2 separate regions of the Homo sapiens genome follow, and region 2 is linked to region 1. The links are chromatin contacts, found by POLR2A ChIA-PET in ENCODE. All regions are on one chromosome and are shown on one strand. Each heading gives the region's core, a stretch centred on a gene start or an enhancer-like site at or near the end of the contact. The rest is flanking DNA. Distances are from core to core; before and after follow the strand shown. Region 1 overlaps ANKRD11 (ankyrin repeat domain containing 11). Region 2 holds the start of LINC02166 (long intergenic non-protein coding RNA 2166).

Evidence for each region. ChIA-PET counts read pairs that join two places held with the same protein, here RNA polymerase II (POLR2A).
Region 2: POLR2A ChIA-PET joins it to region 1 with 13 read pairs in H1. The contact joins the promoter of LINC02166 here to the enhancer-like site in region 1. POLR2A ChIA-PET finds 5 or more read pairs at or near these places in 2 of 52 experiments (H1 and Panc1).

The regions. Positions count from the first base shown.
Region 1 is chr16:89,446,252-89,452,116 of GRCh38, reverse strand. All of the region lies in intron 1 of ANKRD11 (ankyrin repeat domain containing 11), which reads left to right. It overlaps LOC101927817 (a long non-coding RNA gene), which reads right to left. Exons shown (of 3, transcript NR_110932.1): 2 at 1,123-1,273. Among named protein-coding and RNA genes, the nearest start is that of ANKRD11, 41 kb to the left of the region's middle. RefSeq lists a silencer at 1,977-2,056. Within about 2 kb of position 3,261, at least 3 of the 41 ENCODE cell types and tissues checked have a DNase peak (open chromatin) inside an H3K27ac peak, as active enhancers do.
Region 2 is chr16:89,683,062-89,688,161 of GRCh38, reverse strand. LINC02166 (long intergenic non-protein coding RNA 2166) reads left to right here and starts at 1,250. Exons shown (of 3, transcript NR_184152.1): 1 at 1,250-1,715; 2 at 2,487-3,352; 3 at 4,986-5,100. It overlaps CDK10 (cyclin dependent kinase 10), which reads right to left and starts at 1,473. Exons shown (of 13, transcript NM_052988.5): 1 at 1,365-1,473. The coding sequence starts at 1,451. RefSeq lists a silencer at 1,039-1,288.

The sequences.
Region 1 (5,865 bases), core at 2,012-4,511:
CTGGTTAATTTTTGTATTTTAGTAGAGATGGGGTTTCACCGTGTTGTCCAGGCTGGTCTTGAACTCCTGAGGTCAGGTGATCCACCTGCCTCGGCCTCCCAAAGTTCTGGGATTATAGACGTGAGACACTGCACCCGGCGCAAATGAGCTATTTGATACCAGAGGTTAAATTTTGAACGTCTAGACACATGTTTTAAAGATTTTTTAGGATTTTATTTCAGCTTGTACCCTAAACTTTAGGTCTTAGATTACCAAAGTACAATTATACAGATAGTTGACTTTTCTTTTTCAGTTTTTAAGATTCACTGAAATACTTTTTCCGTCATAAATTGATGCATTGTAAGTATGCCGTTCAGTGATTTTTAGTTAAGTTTGCTTACTAAAAGTAATTTGTGAAATGGGCCAGGTGCGGTGGCTCTAGCCTGTAATCCCAGCACTTTGGGAGGCCGAGGCTTGCAGATCACCTGAGGTCAGGAGTTTGAGACCAGCCTGGCCAACACTGCGAAATTCTGTCTCTACTAAAAATACAAAAATTAACCAGTCTTGATGGCATGTGCCTTTAGTAATCTTAGCTACTTGGGAGGCTGAGGTGTGAGGATTGCTTGAAAACTCGGGAGGCGGAGTCTGCAGTGAGCTGAGATCACACAACTGCACTCCTGCCTGGGCCTCAGAGTGAGGCTTCGTCTCAAAAAAAAAAAAAAAAAAGTAATTTGTGAAATCATCACCATAATCCAATTTTAGAAAATTTTTGGCACTTCAGTAAGATCCCTCCTGTCAATTCACAGTTAATCTGTTCACACCCCAGGCAGCCACTAATCTACTATCTGTCTCCATTGATTTGTCTTTACAGATAATTAACTTTTAAAACAAAAACCCGAAACACCCTTAAAACTATTAGCACTTGACCCACTTGTTAGGCTAGTCTGTAGAGATGTAGTTAGAATTCTGACATAGGCCAGGCATTGGCAAACTTTTTCTACAGAGGACCAAGTGGTAAAGAACTTTGCCAGCCATAGGTTTCTCTGTTGAAACTACTTAACTTTGCCATTGAAGCAAAAGCATGGCTGTGTATGGCTGTGTTCCAATAAAACTAAAACTTTACAGAAACAGTGCTTTGCTCACCTCTGATCACCCCGATCACCTCTGATTTAGGCCATAACTCTTAGCTGGGTGGTGAGCCAGCTGGTCTTCCCATGGAAACCAGGATTGGGCCACGTGGTCATTTACATTTTCATTAGTCATTTTCATGGCTGATGGAAGGCATATTTAGTTTCTGTGTGATATTAAATTGAACAAAATAGAATTTAGAATGTCTTGACAGGCCAGGCATGGTGGCTCACGCCTGTAATCCCGCCAGTTTTGGAGGCTGGGGTAGGAGGATTGCTTGAGGCGAGGAGTTAGAGACCAGCCTGGACACCATAGTGAGACCCTGTCTCTCTCTGTAAAATAGAATGTTTTGAGAATTTGGAGAAAGTAGGAGTTTAGGAATGTATGCATAGCGAAAGAGAATTTGGGAATGATAATCACAAGAAAGGCTTAGAGCTTGGGATTGTCAGCCCTCTTCTGCAATCAGTACTAAAACAAAGCGGGTCTAGAAGTTAAAACGAACTTTATACTTGCAAGTATTTGTTGAGGGTCACAGGAAAGTCCTAACTCCTTGTACACCGTCGGAGGGAGGCACAAGTTTGTCTTGAGGGCCCATTAGGGTGTTGCTGTCACTGTAAAAGCTGTTCTTCCAGCCAGGTATACTTCGTTGTATTCTTACATTCTGTCTCTGAGTCTTATGTTTTTGTTTGCTTTTTTACAAAATGGGGGGTGAATGTCTTAGGTACTTGAATTTTAAGTGAGTAGAAAGAATTGATGGCATATTTTCAGACAGCATCTGGCTCCCCGGTCTGAGCCAGCTCCATGCACAGGTCTTGATTTGGGTATGGAGGTTAAGAGGAAGTCAGGGTCAGAGTCAGAATCATGTACTCTCATCACTCAGGTTCTTCCCTGCAGCTGGAGCAGAGTGTGACACATTCAGTAACACAATTGTTTGCAAATCCTGAAGTCACTGGGTCTCTGAGAAACTGAGGGGAAAGAATGCCTTTTCCTGTTGTGAGATAAAGTGCTCCCCAGTGCTTAGGCAGGGCTCCCCTTGCTTAGGAAGGGCTCCCTCAGGGTGCTCAGTGAAGCAGGAGCTGGGACCTGTAGCCAGGACTGCATTCTTCAGTGTGGCTCTGCCTGTCTATGACTTTGATCATGTCACCTGCTTTCTGTTGCCAGTATGTGAGCACCTTACCTAGCTCACCAGGTTGGTATGCACACTTTTCTTTTTTTTGAGATGGAGTTTCGCTTTTGTTGCCCAGGCTGGAGTGCAGTGACACAATCTCGGCTCACTGCAACCTCCACCTCCCAGGTTCAAGTGATTCTCCTGCCTCAGCCTCCCGAGTAGCTGGGATTACAGGCATGTACCACCACGCCCTGGTAATTTTGTATTTTTAGTAGAGACGGGGTTTCTCCATGTTGGTCAGGCTGGTCTCGAACTCTCGACCTCAGGTGATCTGCCTGCCTCGGCCTCCCAAAGTGCTCGGATTACAGGCATGAGCCACCACGCCCGGCCTGCACACCCCCTTTCTAAGTATAGAAGAATGTGGAAGGGGTGTGTGGGTATAATTTAAAAAAAAAATAACGCATTTCCAGAGATCCTGGTTTAAATTTGCCCCATGATAGCTGCCTTCTCTCTCCATGTCTGTGTTTCTTTTTTTCTGAGACAGGGTCTCATTCTGTCACCCAGGATGGAATGCAGTGGTGGGATCACGGCTCACTGTAGCCTCGACCACCCCACCTCGAGTGATCCTCCCACCTCAGCCTCCAAGTAGTTGGGACTACAGGCATGCACCAACATTCCTCATGCCTGCAAATTTTTCTTTTTTTTTTTTTTTTTGTAGAGACTGGGTTTCACTGTGTTGGTTAGGCAGGTCTTAAATTCCTGGGCTCAAGCAATCCTCCGGCCTCAGCCTCCCAACATGCTGGGATTACAGGTGTGAGCCACCACACCTGGCCCATTTCCATTTCTGTGTTTCTATTCTTGCATTTTCTTTTTCATGTGTGATTTGAAGTAGCAAAGAATAAAAGAAGCTGCTTTATGATGGTTGATGGCTGCTACCAAGAACTAAATACAATGGTGATATGGGCAAGTAAAACATGAACAGATGCCAGGTCCGGGGCACTGCTTTGCTTGTGCTCATGGAGTGAGCCAGAGGTGGGTGGGGATAGAAAGAGCTCTCCTGCCCTGCCCGCATGCCGGGACTCACGTGCGCTCCGGTGGACGGGGCGGTGCTGGTGAGGGTTTTTCTAGGACTGCTAGTCCAGCACCGTCTCGTCTTGGACTTTGAAAATGATTTTAGGGTACTGTAAGGCCTCAGAAGCAGTTTAACTTTACTTTTAAATGTTAAATTCATTAAATTTGTGCAATTAAATGCCTGCTTTTAATTAGGCGTATTTGAAGATTATTTGGAAGGTATTTTTGTGCTTATGTCCTTTATAAAATACTTCAATTTTTAGTTTCAACTTTTGGTTTGAGAGTTTTAATAATATAGTAGTAAGGCTAATTTAAGAAAAAAGAAAATGGAGATTTGTGTTTAGGTGCTGTAGTAGGTTTGCTTTGGCCAAGACTTTGAGTACTTTCGTGTGATTTGGAACTCATGGTGTGAATTCTGACAGATCAGGGAGAAGTTTTTCTTGAGCACTAATATAACTTGTCCTTTCAATTCAGATTTTTGAGAAAAGGTTTCACCATTGGACTGTTTATGCTCATTTTACAGTTGAGACTTTTTCTTTTTATATTACATGGAAATAATTTGCACATATATTCTCCCTAACTAAAAACATCACCTATCAGTCTTACTGAATTCCTGTGCCCAGTGTCTGCAAGGTGCCCACTGTCTGCAGGGTGCCCACTGTCTGCAAGGTGCCCAGTGTCTGCAAGGGTGCATGTGACAAAGTCATCCCTGCTTCAGTGAGAGAATAGATGGCCCAACTCTCCATGCCTGTAATCCCAGCACTTTGGGAGGCCAAGGTGGGCGGATCACCTGAGGTCAGGAGTTGGAGACCAGCCTGACCAATATGGTGAAACCCTGTCTCTACTAAAAATACAAAAATGAGCCAGGCGTGGTGGTGGGCGCCTGTAGTCCCAGCTACCTGGGAGGCTGAGACAGGACAATTGCTTGAACCTGGGAAGTGGAGGTTGCAGTGAGCTGAGATTGTGCCAGTGCACTCCAGCTTGGGTGACAGAGTGAGACTTTGTCTCCAAAAAAAAAAAAAAAAAGAAAAAGTTATTGTATTTTAGGAAAATATTAGATAAATGCTGGTACATGTAATAAATACATGATGTTGGGCCAGGCGCGGTGGCTCACGCCTGTAATCCCAGCACTTTGGGAGGCCGAGGGCCTGCGTGTCCGGATGCAGTGTTCTTAGGGCCAAAGGTGGCTGTGTAGGAGGAGTGAGAACAGGTGGAATGTGGACACTTAGGGTACGAGGCCAAGAGTGGAGCATTGTTGTAGGATTGTGGACCACAGCAGGGAGTGTGAGTGCACGGATGGGGATCACGAGGACCCTCTGATTCGTAGGATTGTGGACGACAGCCGGGATGTGGGTGCATGGATGGGATCATGAGGACCCTCTGATTTGGGTGTTAGCTGTGTGGTTGCTACACTCTAGATCGTGCTATGTGATGTTTCTTTGGCACCTCAGGCCCCCTTGTTGAGGTTCAGTGATATCTGATGGAGAGGAAAGGGTGTTGGGGTGTTTGTGATAAGTCGCTGGATAGGGAAGAGAGGGAGGCATCTAGGGACCACTGTCTTTAGGAGTTTAATGAGGGCAAGGAATGGGGTAGTAGGAGACAGGGCAGCAATAGTGATTAAACTTTTGGTACTAATGGGTTGCAAATATGCATTGGGGGTGAGGAGGCCACTGGTGTTGGACGTGGAGCTTTGTAGTTGGAACGATGGACGTGCCCTTTGTGTGGGGGTCATGCAGTCACGTGCTCGGTGGCTTTCATGCAGTGTCTTCGTAGGGTGGGGAGGGATGGCAGGCATTCAGTTGGTGGCAGGTTGTGTTGGGTCCTTTCCAAGCTTTGCTTCATTCAGGCTTTAAGCAGGACCTGGCCCGTGAGGCACTTGGTGCAGAGTGAGAACACCTCGGCTGTCCCTGGAACTGCAGGGACAGAGGGTGTGTGGCAGGGTGACAAGCGGAGAAGCAGCTGTGGGGGCTGGCGAGAGCCTCTGTGCCCCAGAGTGGAGGAGGAGAGAAGCGGATGCTCGAGGTTTGAGTGGGAGGCTGTGTGTGAGAAGGGCCCCTTGGTGCTCACTGGACAGGAAGCTGCTTGCTGGGCATGGCTGTGGCTGGTGGCACTGTCATTGTGTGTCCAGGGTCCTGCCACAAGGATCTCAGGGCTTCACTTCACAGCCCTTGATGGCCTGGCAGCCAGAATTGAGTCTGTGGGTTTTTTTTGGTTTTTGTTTTTGTTTGAGACGGGGGCTCGCTCTGTCACCCAGGCTGGAGTGCAGTGGCATGATCACAGCTCACTGCCACCTCTGCCTGTTGAGCTTAAGTGACCTTTCCTTCTTAGCCTCCCTGTCAGCTGGGAGTACAGATGCTTGCCACCACACCCGGATAAGTTTTGTGTTTTTTGTAGAGATGGGGTTTTGCTATGTTGACCAGGCTGGTCTCGAACTCCAGGGCTCAAGCGATCTGCCTGTCTGGGCCTCCCAAAGTGCTGGGATTAGGGGCGTGAGCCACTGCGCCCGTCCACCTCAGTGTTAAACTGTTTAGATGCAGCTGTCACAGAAGCTTTAGGAGAACCTCATCTGTTTTCATATT
Region 2 (5,100 bases), core at 1-2,500, 240 kb before region 1:
TGCAGTGAGCCGAGACTGCGCCACTGCACTCCAGCCTGGGTGACAGAATGAGACTCCGTCTCAAAAAAAAAAAAAAAAAAAAAAGCACACGTAGCAAGGTTTGAAACCTCACAGCCCCCATTTCCCGGCTTCCCTTCTCTTAACCCTCAGTATCAAACCTGGGCTCAAGCAATCCTCCCACCTCAGCCTCCCAGATTGCTGAGATTACAGGTGTGAGCCACTGGCCGCATTTGTCCTCAGTCTGATTCCTTCCTGACACCTGGGGACCGAGTCAGAAGCATCTGGCCTGTCACTCACTGATGGCCTAGTCTCAAACTCCCTTTCCCGCCTTAATTCCCCTTCTCACATCCTCTGCTTGTGCTCTTCTCGACACGCTTATTTCTGGGTGTCCAAATCCTTGTCACACTTCCTGAACTCAAAGAAATGCCAGGCCAGGCTGGGGGCGGTGGCTCACGCCTGTAATTCCAGCACTTGGGAGGCCGAGGCAGGAAGATCACTTGAGCCCAGGAGGCTGACGATGCACTGAGCCGTGATCACGCCACTGCATTCCAGCCTGGGCGAGAGCGCTAGACCCTGTCTCAAAAAAACAACAAAAAAGAAAAGGCCAACTCACTACTTCACCCCAGAGTCCAGCACACGGCTCTCAACGCGGTGAGCGCCTGCTGCACGTCTGGATGAGTAAAGTGTGGCTCCTGTTGTCATCCAGCCACGATCTGTTAATGATTCTTACTGAACACGTGGCTTGGCCTCTCAGAGCACCAGCCAGCAGTTAAAAACACAAACCAGCGGCCAAAGTTCAGGGCTCTCCACCCCCACCAGCCGTGCACCTGGGCAACACCGCCCAACGCCCAGAGGCTCTCTCCTGGTCTCTGCAGAGGGAGGCACCGGCACCTCCGCAAGGGACGCGCCCAGGGTTCGCGTGAAGCCGCCAGGCAGCGCTGGACCCCGCTCCATGCAGCCCAAGCCCAGCGGGAGCCTTCAAGCTCGAACTCGTCGCGGGTGTAAATTCTCCCCACAAACAAGTGGCTCGCGGCTCAGCCTGCAAAGCCCAGCTCGGGCGCTGAACCCAGCAGCGCCCGAGCTGGATCCCGGAGCTTGCTCTTCCCAAGTCCCGGGCCCGTCTCTCCGCGGGCGCGAGGCATCCCTGAGCCCGCCCCGGCCCCTCAGATCTCCAGGGACCGGCTGTCGGGGGTCCTGAGCCCGCCCCGCCCCGGCTTCCGCCCCCGCCGCGGGGAACTCTGGGACTGTCGTTCCCGCCCGTGCCGGAAGCCTCGGCGCGGCAGCGCGACACGAGGCTCCCCAGACCCAGCCGGGCAGTGCCGCTAGCGAGGCGGGCAGAGCTGCCCGGGTGGCACCCCGCGCACCCTGTGTTCCGGAGGCACCGTGAAGAAGCCCTCCTTACGAATACACTTCAGACGGATCTGCTCGCACTCCAGATCTGGCTCCGCCATGCCGAGCGCTGGCCCCGCCTCTCTTGCGCGCAGGCGCAGACGCGGACGGCCCCGCGGCGCAGGCGCGAAAGCTCCTTCCCGGGCTTCCTCTCCTTAGCAACGGTTACCAAGAGACGCTCCCGCGGGTCCGCCCTAGGCGCTGGGCTCCAGGGATCGGCTCCGACTGCTGCAGTTCGGGCCTTATTTTAGGGTGAAGCCCGGGCAGCCGACCCGGCTGCGCCGTAGTGGGAGGCCACGGCGATTACCCAGGTGAAGGTCTTCCAGGTGAGACGGGTTCCCCCAGGTAAGAAGGTCCTCCAGGTGGGAGTCCTTCATGTGGGGAGGTCCTCCAGGTGGGGGGGGAGGGTCCTCTCGGTGGGGGGTCCTCCAGGTAAGAGGATCCTCTAGGTGGGGGGGGGGGGTTCCCCAGGTGAAGGGCCCTCCAGGTAAGAGGATCCTCTAGGTGGGGGGGGGGTTCCCCAGGTGAGGGGACCTCCAGGTAAGAGGATCCTCTAGGTGGGGGAGTCCCCCAGGTGAAGGGCCCTCCAGGTAAGAGGGTCCTCCAGGTGAGAGGGTCCTCCAGCGGAGGGGGTCCCCCAGGTAAGAGGGTCCTCCAGTTGGGAGTCCTTCAGGTGGGGTGGTCCTCCAGGTGAGAGAGTCTTCCAGGTGAGAGGGTCCTCCAGGTGAGAGGTGAAGGTGAAGGTCCTCCAGGTGAGGGTCAGGTCACTTGGTCCAGGGATGTGGCTTCAGCAAGCATTTGGGTGCCTCCTCTGTGTTCAGGACATGGGGACTCCAGGAGACTGAAGGAAGCAAGTGGCAATGTCCATGCTGTCAAGTTCTGTCACAGAAATAAGCAGGAGTGAGTGAAAGACAGGAGAGAAGCTCTGTGAGGGGTGGCATTCAAGCTTAGCTTCTGGGCAGGAAGAGGCAGCTATGTCAGCATTCCCTAACAAGGTTTGGCAAAGTAGATACCTCCCCTCACTCATGGAAGACCTGACTTCCCAGGCTGGTAGAAGCTTCTCTCACAGGCACCTGCCTCTCCAATCTCTTTCACAGCCCAGCCCTGGAAGGTGGAAAAAGAAAAGTTGACATGGAATGTTTAGGAAGCACCATTGGTCCAGGTCCAGGATCGGGGCAGCCAGCATGTCCTCTAATCTGGCTTCACTGTTGAAATCCAGTCGAGCAAGCAGGGCCCAAACCACTGCGAGACCAGCTCGGTCGGGCCCAAACCACCGCCCACTGCGAGACCAGCTCGGTCGGGCCCAAACCACCGCCCACTGCGGGACCAGCTCGGTCGGGCCCAAACCACCGCCCACTGCGGGACCAGCTCGGTCGGGCCCAAACCACTGCCCACTGCGGGACCAGCTCGGTCGTGGAGACCCTAACCCAGCGGCGCTAGAGGAATTAAAGAAACACACACAGAAATATAGGGTGTGGAGTGGGAAATCAGGGGTCTCACAGCCTTCGAAGCTGAAAGCCTCGAACAGAGATTTACCCACATATTTATTGACAGCAAGCCAGTGATAAGCATTGTTTCTATAGATTATAGATTAAAAGCACTTCTTACGGGAAATAAAGGGATGGGTCTGGCTAGTTATCTGCAGCAGGAGCACGTCCTTAAGGCACAGATCGCTCATGCTATTGTTTGTGGTTCAGGAACTCCTTTAAGCGGTTTTCCGCCCTGGGTGGGCCAGGTGTTCCTTGCCCTCATTCCAGTGTGGGAGTCATGGCCATCATGAGCATGTCACAGTGCAGCAGAGATTTTGTTTATGGCCAGTTTTGCGGCCAGTTGATGGCCAGATTTGGGGGCCTCTTCCCAACAGCCCACAGCCAGACCTAGACTCCATTCAGATTGGTTTTGATCAGCATGTAGAAAATGGGGGAGTTGAGTGTGGTATACAAAATGGGGGTGTTGGCCAGGCGTGGTGGCTCATGCCTGTAATCCCAGCACTTTGGGAGTCTGAGGCGGGTCGATCACGAGGTCAGGAGATAGAGACCATCCTGGCTAACACAGTGAAACCCCATCTCCACTAAAAAATACAAAAAATTAGGCAGGCATGGTGGCGGGTGCCTGTAGTTGCAGCTACTCGGGAGGCTGAGGCAGGAGAATGGTGTGAACCCACGGGGCGGAGCTTGCAGTGAGCCAAGATCACACCACTACACTCCAGCCTGGGTGACAGAGTGAGACTCTGTCTCAAAAAAAAAAACAAAAAAAAAAGAAAATGCAGGTGTTGTGACCAGGCACAGTGGCTCATGCCTATAATCCCAACACTTTGGGAGGCCGAGGTAGGCAGATCACTTGAGGTCAGGAGTTCGAGACCAGCCTGGCCAACATGGTGAAACCCCGTCTCTACTAAAACTAACAAAATTAGCTGGGTGTGGTGGTGGTTGCCTGTAGTCCCAGGTACTCGGGAGGCTGAGGCAGGAGAATCGCTTGAACCCGGAAGGCGGAGGTTGCAGTGAGCCAAAATCGTGCCACTGCACTCCAGCCTGGGTAACAGAGTGAGACTTTGTGAAAGGAAGGAAGGAAGGGAGGGAGGGAGGAAAATAGAGGGAAGAAGAAAGAAAGAAAACAAAGAGCACGTGGAGAGAACAATCCTAGAAAACTGACGTAGGCTGTGTTCCTCTGAAGTCCATACACAGCAGGCAGGCGTGAAAGTGGTTTATGTATATAAATAGGTACCATTATTCTCTTCTGAGGTTTAAGTTGTCTAGCTTTCGTTCGCAGAGCTTTAAGAAAAGCACGGCTTTGGCCCGGCGCAGTGGCTCATGCCTATAATCCCAGCACTTTGGGAGGCCGAGGCCGGTGGATCATGAGGTCAGGAGTTCGAGACTAGCCTGGCCAACATGGTGAAACGCATCTCTACTAAAAATACAAAAAAATGAGCTGGCCATAGTGGTGCACACCAATAATCCCAGCTACTCGGGAGGCTGAGGCACGAGAATCACTTGAACCCAGGAGGCAGAGGTTGCAGTGAACTGATACCACACCACTGCCCGGGTGACAGAGTGAGACCCTGTCTGAAAAAACAAATAAACAAACAAAAAAAGAGAAAATAATAAAAGTTGAAAAACCTTAGGCAAGGCTAGAATCTAATAACAGGTATACTATAGTTTATTTTGAAACATAATTTTTCTCTCTCTAGTCTCCTATTTTTACCAAAGTGAAATCAGGTAGTACTGATTTGTTTTCAAAATAAGTTTTAGTCTTATTGTACTTGGCCTGGTTATTTGTATAAACTGTAGCAAGAATAAATATTTACCATGTAGGCTTTTTTTTTTTTTTTTTTTTTTGAGACGGAGTCTTGCTCTGTCGCCCAGGCTGGAGTGCAGTGGTGCGACCTCGGCTCACTGCAAGCTCCGCCTCCCAGGTTCACGCCATTCTCCTGCCTTAACCTCCCAAGTAGCTGGGACTACAGACGCCCGCCACCACGCCCGGCTAATTTTTTGTGTATTTTTAGTAGAGACGGGGTTTCACTGTGTTGACAAGGATGGTTGCAATCTCCTGACTTCGTGATCTGCCCGCCTTGGCCTCCCAAAGTGCTGGGATTACAGGCGTGAGCCACCGAGCCCGGCCACAAAAATTGTATCATTGAGAAAATTATGCCAATTGGGGAAGATCTGATGTAGCCAAACCCCCTTTGACCTTTAGCCTTCAAGCTGCCTTCAG